Linked DNA regions of Homo sapiens: region 1 is linked to region 2. Evidence: read pairs that join two places in POLR2A ChIA-PET (ENCODE). Cell type or tissue: Panc1. All regions are shown on one strand. Links, peaks and the distances in the headings refer to the core of each region. The heading gives the core; the rest is flanking DNA. Region 1 has its middle 32 kb from the start of LPGAT1-AS1. Region 2 has its middle 87 kb from the start of LPGAT1-AS1.

What was found. ChIA-PET counts read pairs that join two places held together with the same protein. Peaks named below come from ENCODE experiments on the same cell type or tissue, not always from the same donor. Only the 100,000 strongest peaks of a DNase experiment are listed, where the experiment ranks them.
Region 1: POLR2A ChIA-PET joins it to region 2 with 9 read pairs; 3 of 35 experiments call an interaction of 5 or more read pairs at or near these places.

What each region holds. Positions count from the first base shown.
Region 1 is chr1:211,860,568-211,864,960 of GRCh38, reverse strand. No RefSeq gene overlaps it. Among named protein-coding and RNA genes, the nearest start is that of LPGAT1-AS1, 32 kb to the right of the region's middle. In Panc1, for the core only: no CTCF peak of the experiment used is centred there; no DNase peak of the experiment used is centred there.
Region 2 is chr1:211,916,025-211,920,417 of GRCh38, reverse strand. No RefSeq gene overlaps it. Among named protein-coding and RNA genes, the nearest start is that of LPGAT1-AS1, 87 kb to the right of the region's middle. RefSeq lists an enhancer at 3,605-3,774. In Panc1, for the core only: no CTCF peak of the experiment used is centred there; a DNase peak (open chromatin) is centred at 2,247; H3K27me3 peaks cover 399 bases.

The sequences.
Region 1 (4,393 bases), core at 108-4,107, 55 kb after region 2:
TGCCTTCCAGCCTGGGTAATGGAGTGAGACTCTGTCTCAAAAAAAAAAAAAGAAAAAGAAAAGAAAATCACATGATCATATCAATAGATGCAGAAAAAGCATTTGACAAAATCCAACACCCGCTCATGTGAAAAAACTCAGCAAACTAAGGATAGAAGAAAACTTCCTCAACTTGATAAAGAACATCTACAAAAATTTATAGCCAACATCATGCTTAATGGTGAGAAACCCAAAGTTTTCCTGCTAAGATCAGGAATAAGGTAAGGATAAGGATGTCCCCCTCACAATTGCTTTTCTTTTCTTTCTTTTTTTTTCTTTTCTTTTATTCTTTCTTTCTGTTTGTTTGTTTGATGGAGTCCCACTCTGTTGCCCAGGCTGGAGTGCAGTGGCTCAGTCTTGGCTAATTGCAACCTCTGCCTCCCGAGTTCAAGCAATTCTCTTGCCTCAGCCTCCGGAGTAGCTGGGACTACAGGTATGTGCCACCATGCATACCTGGCTAATTTTTGTATTTTTTGGTAGAGACAGGGTTTCACTATGTTGGTCAGGCAGGTCTCAAACTCCTGACCTCAAGTGATCCACCCGCCTCAGCCTCCCAAAGTGTTGGGATTACAGGCGTGAGCCACTGCACCCAGCACAACTGCTTTTCAACACCATACTGGAAGTCCTAGCTAATGTAATAAGAAAAGGAAAGGAAATAAAGGTATATGGATTGAGAAGGAAGAAGTAAAATTGTCTTTGTTTGGAGATGACATGATCATCTACGTAGAAAATCAAAAGAGTTGACAAAAATGACCCTCTTGGATCTAATAAACAATTATAGCAAGGCTGCAGGATACAAGGTAAATATACAAAAGTGAATCAGTTTTCTTTTTTTTTTTTTTTTGAGACAGAGTCTTGCTTTGTCACCCAGGCTGGAGTGCAGTGGTGTGATCTCAGCTCACTGCAACCTCCGTTTCCCAGGTTCAAGCGATTCTCCTGCCTCAGCCTCCCAAATAGCTGGGATTACAGGCACATGCCACCACGCCCAGCTAATTTTTGTATTTTTAGTAGAGACAGGGTTTCACCATATTGGCCAGTCTGGTCTTGAGCTCCTGACCTCAGGTGATCCCCTACCTTGGCCTCCCAAAGTGCTGGGATTACAGGCATGAGCCACCACACCCGGGCTCAGTTTTCTATATACTAGCAATAAACAATGGAATTTGAAATTAAAAACACATAATTAGCACCCCCAAAAATGAAATAGTTAGGTATAAATCTAGCAAAATATGTACAAAATCTATATGAGGGAAACTACAGAACTCTGATTAAAGATATCAAAAAGGAACTAAGTAAATGGAGACATATTCTGTATTCCTGGTTGGAAAGACCCAATATTGTTAAAATGTCAGTCCTTCCCAACTTGATCTGTAGATTCAACACAATCCCAAGCAAAATCCCAGAAGTTATCTTGTGGGTATGTCTTATAGAAAGAGACAAAAGACTCAGAATAGTCAACAAATATTGAAGGAGAACAAAGTTGGAGGACTGAAACTATCCAACTTCAGGACTTACTGTAAAGCTATATTAATCAAGACAGGGTGGGCTCGGTGCGGTGGCTCACGCCTGTAATCCCAGCACTTTGGGAGGCCGAGGCGGGTGGATCTTCTGAGGTCAGGAGTTTGAGACCAGCCTGACCAATATGGTGAAACCCCGTCTCTACTAAAAATACAAAAATTAGCCAGGCATGGTGGCAAGTGCCTATAATCCCAGTTACTCAGGAGGCTGAGGCAGGAGAATCACTTGAACCCAGGAGGCAGAGGTTGCAGTGAGCAGAGATTGTACCACTGCACTCCAGGCTGGGTGACAGGGCGAGACTCCTTCTCTTTTTTTTTTGAGACACACTCTCGCTCTGTTGCCGGGGCTGGAGTGCAGTGGTGCGATCTCAGTTCTCTGCAAGCTCTGCTTCCCAGGTCCACGCCATTCTCCCGCCTCAGCCTCCCGAGTAGTTGGGACTACAGGCGCCCACCACCACGCCCGGCTAATTTTTTGTATTTTTAGTAGAGATGGGGTTTCACCGTGTTAGCCAGGATAGTCTCGATCTCCTGACCTTGTGATCTGCCCGCCTCAGCCTCCCAAAGTACTGGGATTACAGGCGTGAGCCACTGCGCCCGGCCGAGACTCCTTCTCAAAAAAACAAAACAAAACAAAACAAAACAAAACAAAAGAAAGACAGACAATGTGGTATTGGCAAAGGAAGAGACAAATATATCAATAGAACAGAATAGAGAGCCTAGTAATAGTAATAGACCCACTTAAATACAGTCAAAGACAAAGCAGCAAAGTCAACATAATGGAACAAAGAAAGTATTTTCTACCAATGGTTCTGGAACAACTAGAAAACCACATGCCAAAAAAAAAAAAAAAAAAAACCACAACCCACCAAAAAAAAAAAAAAAAAAAACTCCTAGACACAGACTTACATCTTTCACAAAATTTAACTCAAAATTGACTAGAGACCTAAATGCAAAACTATAAAACTCCTAGAAGATAACGTGGGAGAAAATCTAGGTGACCTTGGGTTTGGCAATGACTTTTTAGATACAATACCAAAGGTACAATACCTGAAAGGAATAATTGATAAGCTGGGCCTCATTAAAATTAAAAGCTTCTGCTTTGCTAAAGATATTTCCAAAGGAACAAGAAAACAAGCCACACACTAGGAGAAAGTATTTGCAAGAGACACATCTGATAAAGGTATTCTCTGTATATTTTAAGTCAATACTTACTTAAATATTTTTTGTATTTTTAAATATTTACTTAAAATAGGCCAGGGGCAGTGTCTCACACCTGTAATCCCAGCACTTTGGGAGGCCAAGGTGGGTGGATCACTTGAGGTCAGGAGTTTGAGACCAGCCTGGCCAACATGGTGAAACCTCATCTCTACTAAAAATACAAAAATTACCCTGGTGTGGTTGTGCACGCCTGTAGTACCAGCTACTCAGGAGGCTGAGGCAGGAGAATTGCTTGAACCCTGGAGGCGGAGGTTGCAGTGAGCTGAGATTGCACCACTGCATTCCAGCCTGGGTGACAAAGGGAGACTCCATCTCAAAAAAAACCAAAAACAAATATTTACTATTTACTTAAAATATATAAAGAAGTCTTAAAATTTAACAATAAGAAAACAACCTCAATAAAAAATGGGTGAAAGATCTGAACTGAGACCTTATTAAAGAAGATATGCAGATGATAAGTAATCCTATGAAAAGGTGTTCAACATCATATGTCATTAGGGAATTGAAAATTAAAACCACACATCATTAGAATGGCCAAAATCCCAAACACTGACAGCACCAAATGCTGGTGAGAATGTGGAACAACAGGAACGCTCATTCTTTGCTGATAGGAATGCAAAGTGGTACAGTCACTTTGAAAGACAGTTTGTCGATTTCTTACAAAATGAAGCATGCTTTTACCATACATTCAATCGATCATGCTCCTTAGTATTTACCCAAATGAACTGAAAACTTATGCTTACACAAAAACCTGCAGACAGATGTTAATAGCAGGTTTATTTATAACTGCCAAAGCTGAAAAGCAACCAAGATGTCTTTTGGTAGGTGAATGGATAAGCTACGGTACATCCAGACAATGGAATACTATTCAGTACTAAAAAGAAATGAGCTATCAAGCCCAGAAAAGACAGGGAGGAAACATAAATGCATATTAGTACATTTAAAAAAAGCCAGTGTGAAAAGTTTACATACTGTACAAACTACAGTCATGGATTGCTTAATGACAGGGATACATTCTGAGAAATGCTTCATTAGGAGATTGTGCAAACATCGTAAGTTGTACTTACACAAACCTAGATGGTATAGACAATTGCTCCTAGCTACCAACCTGTATACATCATGTTACTGTACTGAATACTGTAGACCATTGCATTGTAACACAATGGTAAGTATGTGTGACTAGAATGTCATTAATCCAGCCCATGACTATATATGACATTCCTGAAAAAGCAAAACCATGGAGAAAGTGAATAGATGAGTGGTTGCCAAGAGAAGGATGAACAGGTGGAGCATGGAGGATTTTGAAGGCAGTGAAATTACCCTGTATGATACTATAATGGTGGATACATGTCATTATACATTTGTTCAAACCCACAGAATACACACGAATAATGAACCTTCATGTAAACTATGGACTTTGAATGATAATAATGTGTCTATGTAGATTCACTGTAACAAATGTACTACTTTGGTGTGGGATGTTTATAGTGGGGGAATTTGTGAATATGTGTGGACAGGGGATATATGCAAACTCTCTGTATCTCCAGCTTAATTTTGATGTGTCCCTAAAACTGCTCTAAAAACTAAAATGTATTAAATAAATAAGGGTGATATGTACATAT
Region 2 (4,393 bases), core at 190-4,189:
GCTGGGTGCCAGCCTGTGTTAAATCTTCAGGCTGCCTGCCAGACACAGAATTGCGACTGGGAATGGAGCTCAGGAAATAGTGCAAAAGGAAACCAGGCAGAGGTCAGAGAGAAGAGGGCTTGAGACTGTAAATAGCATAGTGGTTAAGAGGAGCAGCGGCTGCATCAGACCTTCCCACTGACGCAGGGAGAGGATGAGGAAAGATGGAGATGTGGTGACTGGAGAGGAGGGGCGGATGGAGAGATGGAGGGGGTGTGGGCAGGAAGCAAAGAAGGGAAGCAGGAAGCTTTGGCTGGGCACGGTGGCTCACGCCTGTAATCCCAGTACTTTGGGAGGCCAAGGTGGGCGCATCATCTGAGGTCAGGAGTTCGAGACCAGCCTGGTCAACATTCCTGGTGAAACCCCTTCCCTACTAAAAATACAAAAAAATTAGTGGGGCCTAGTGACGCGTGCTTGTAATCCTAGCTACTGAGGAGGCAGGAGAATTGCTTGAACCCAGGCGGCGGAGGTTGCAGTGAGCCGAGATCATGCCATTGCACTCCAGGTTGGGTGACAAGAGTGAAACTCCATCTCAAAAAAAAAAAAGTAATAATAATAATAATAAGAAGAAGGAAGCTTCTTTGTCAGGGCCAACCCAATAGCATTTGCATTAATCAGGGCCAAACCATGGAAGCAGAACCACTGATTATTATGGACTAAGGTATTTATTATAAGAATGAGATCTTACACAATGCAGTGGGGAAAGTGGGGAAGTAAAGATCTGAAAAGGGGAGGTGAAGAATCACGAGAGTCACTGCTTGGCCTGGCGTGGGTGAACAAGGTGCAGCTTGCAGAAAGCAAGGCAAGACTGGCTGCCGTCAAGGGCCAGGTGACAAGAGGACATAGAGCCTCAAATTTGGGACCACGTTTCTTTTAAGGTATAGTTGAGAGGAAAACTGTCGGAGAGTTTCTGTTCATCAAGACTAAGTTGCAAGTGGTAGAAATTCTAAAACAAACTGACCTAAGTGAGAAAAAAAGAGAGAGTGACTTTTGGGGAAAGCTCTGGGGTAGCTCGAGGAATCAAAAGAACAATTGCCAGATGACGCCAGGAAGAGTCAGACCTGGGAACTCGACACCACAGACCCTTTCCTTGTTTCCATCTCTGTCTCTCACTGCCTCATTTCTTCTTCCTTCTGGCTGGTGGCCTTGTCCTCCCAGCCTTCTCATGTGGCACATGGGGTCATATTGATAAAGCGCCTTGACCAGAAAGGGAAGATACTTTTCCCTACAAGCTTAATTTAGAAAAATCCCTGGCTTGCTTTTTCTTTCTTTCCCTTTGTTTCTTTCTTTTTCTTTTTCTTTCTTTCTTTGTCTTTCTTTCTTTCTTTTTCTTTTTCTTTCTTTCTTTCTTTTTCTTTCTCTCTCTTTCTTTCTTTTCTTCTTTCTTTCCTTCTTCCTTTCTTTCTTGTTCTTCTTTCTTTCCTTCCTTCTTTCTTTCTTCCTTTCTTCCTTCCTTCCTTTCTTTCCTTCCTTCCTTCCGTCTTTCTTTCTTTCTTTCTTTTCTTTCTTTCTTTCTTTCTTTCTGTCTTTCTTTCTTTCTTTCTTTCTTTCTTCTTTTCTCTCTCTCTCTCTCTTTTCAGATTGATCCTTGGATGAATTCCCAGATCAATCACTGTGGCTAGGTGAGTAGGTTGTTATTACGGTTGAATCAGGGTCACATGCCCACCCCTGTGGCCGAAGAAGAGGAGGCCAGGGTCCTTTGATCAGCAGCCTCCTCACAACCAGGTGGAAGAAGAAAGGAGCAGTTCCCCCATGGAAGGAAGTTCTGTCCCCTGAAGAGCAGAAGAAGTGCTGAGCAGACACAAGTCACAGCTGTCCACTCTGGTGTCCCATGGACTGAATGAAATGTTCCTTAAATTCATTGTTCTCATTCTTACCCATTTTCTTTAATGTTATGCCCACTGCAACAAGTTTCTGAGAACATTCAACTGACATTTTAAAGAGAGATGTCACAAAGAAGGAAATACTTTGTAAAGAGTGATGCTTAGTGATCATAATCATCTTAGAGACCTAGAGAGATTGAGTGACTTGCTCGAGGCCACTCAATTATTAAAAAGGAGAAGTAGGACTTTCACAGAATATCCCCATGGAATAAATTAATAGTCTGGTTTATACAGCACTCTGGAGACTTGAGCAACTATGAATCCATCATCCAAGGCTTGATCAGATTGTTTTCCTGGACGATAAAGAGCAGACCAGGGCCAGAGTGATTACTCAGAGGTTAAAGAATAACAGACATTACTCGGAATCTGACTTCAGCATGCAACCAGGCAGAGATGATTCACGAAGTGTGTGTGTGTGTGTGTGTGTGTGTGTGTGTGTGTGCGTGTGAAATCTTCAGTGTGTGTTTAGATTGCTAGGTAAGAAAAGTAATGTAATTGAAGTCATATACATCTTTTCCAGGAAGAAAAAAGGGACTTGAGATTAGGGTTTCAGGTACCTTGAAAAAGATGGGCAATTTAATTGTTCTCTAAGTTGGCCCTTAGTTATCCACTCTAAAGAGAGCTTAAAACATGCCTGCATCTTTAGCTCACAATTTATTTCTCTTCTCCTGTTTGTCTTTTGTACTTTGTCAGTGGTTTCCACATTTGGATGTGCATCAAAATCACTGGTGGAACTTAAACAAAAGCATCCAGTCACCAGCCTGCCCCTGACCCCTACACTCACATTACGGGCTCCTTGGAGGATTCTAGTACATAGGTGGGGCAGAAAACATCTCCTCATGCTGCAAAATGCTCTCCGGCATGCAGAGAGACTTTGTGTGCTTTATCTTGCCTGATACCCCACAACGGTGAGGACAAGGCCAGACTGGGAAAATAAGGAGACAGCAGTTAAATGGCGTTCCTAAGGTGAGGCAACTTGTAAGTAGTAGAATTAGGAGGACTAGAACCTAGATTTTGCTCCTAATTCAATCAATAAGGATGACTAGGGCTTGGTCTTGACCAACTGTGGAGGAGTAGCAGGTGAAAGAGGCATAACTAACAAGCATAGGTCTACTTTTGCAAGTAATCAATCAAAGTCATACTCTAAAGTAGCATCTAGAAATTAGCACCTTCCACAGGCCGTGCCCTTCCTAAAATGTACCATCTGTATACTCTTTCCTTGTAGAAGGTGTCTTCCTTTCTTGTTCTGGTAATGACCTTGGGAAAGTTGCTTGACTTCACTGTTCCTTGGTTTCCTCATCTATACAATGAGAGTGTTGGATTTGATTCCTTTCTGCTCTTGTGCTAGATAGTTACATTGGTTCAGTGACAAGCCCTTGGACGTCATGTGATTGCAAAGGGCTAAAAAAGAGCCCTCTGTATTCTAAGTGTCTGTTGATGCTTTGTCCAGTGGACAAAGCCTTTCAGGTTGCAACGTGGCGTAAGAAAAAGCTTAAAATGAGGCTGGGTGTTGTGGCTCACACCTGTAATGCCAGCGCTTTGGGAGGTCGAGGCGGGTGGATCACTAGGTCAAGAGATCGAGACTATCCTGGCCAGCATGGTGAAATCTCGTCTCTACTAAAAATACAAAAATTAGCTGTGTGTGGTGGTGTGTGTCTGTAGTCCCAGCTACTTAGGAGGCTGAGGCAGAAAAATCGCTTGAACTCAGGAGGTGGAGGTTGCAGTGAGCCAAGATCACACCACTGCACTCCAGCCTGGTGACAGAGCGAGACTCTGTCTCAAAAAAAAAGAAAAAGCTTAAAATGAGATAATCCCTGGAAAAGGTGGATTGTGACTCAGACTCATTCAAGTAAAAAATGAAAATGATTGACAGCAAAGGAAGGGGGAAGTGTTCAGAAAATAAAGTAGGAAGGCTGCAGATCTGTGAAGGCGAATGGGGAGATGGGGCTGAAGAACACCCTCAGGGGCTGGAGTTGACCAAAAGAGGGGTGGCAGCAGCAATGTCTGATTAATTTCAGTTTTGCCTGAGGTGGGTTGGCCCTACATGGATTATTGGATGGAAACTGGACTCTGAGCCCCTACTTCTGCCCCAGCCCATCTGGAAGGTTTTGAGACCCTTTTCCCCAAATTTTCTACTACTGAAAGCCCCATAAGGCTGAAATAGACACTAGTGTCCTAAATGGATAAAACATTGATGTTGGCCCTTGCCCACGCTGGCTGCAAGAGCTGGAAGAAGGAACCTGGAAGCTAAAAAGGGAATAGAAAGAAAGACACAAACTCATAAGAATAGTGTCAGGAAGATTAAAGTCACTACAGAGAGGGGCCTTACAAACCGTGGGCAGGGCAATAAAGAGGCCTATTAGGTGAAGTTCAGGACAAGAAGATGGACTAGTCCCATAGCTTGGGAAACAGCACAGTGATAACAAATCACAGAGACAGAGGAGCCATTCAGCTTCTAAGTGCTTATTCTT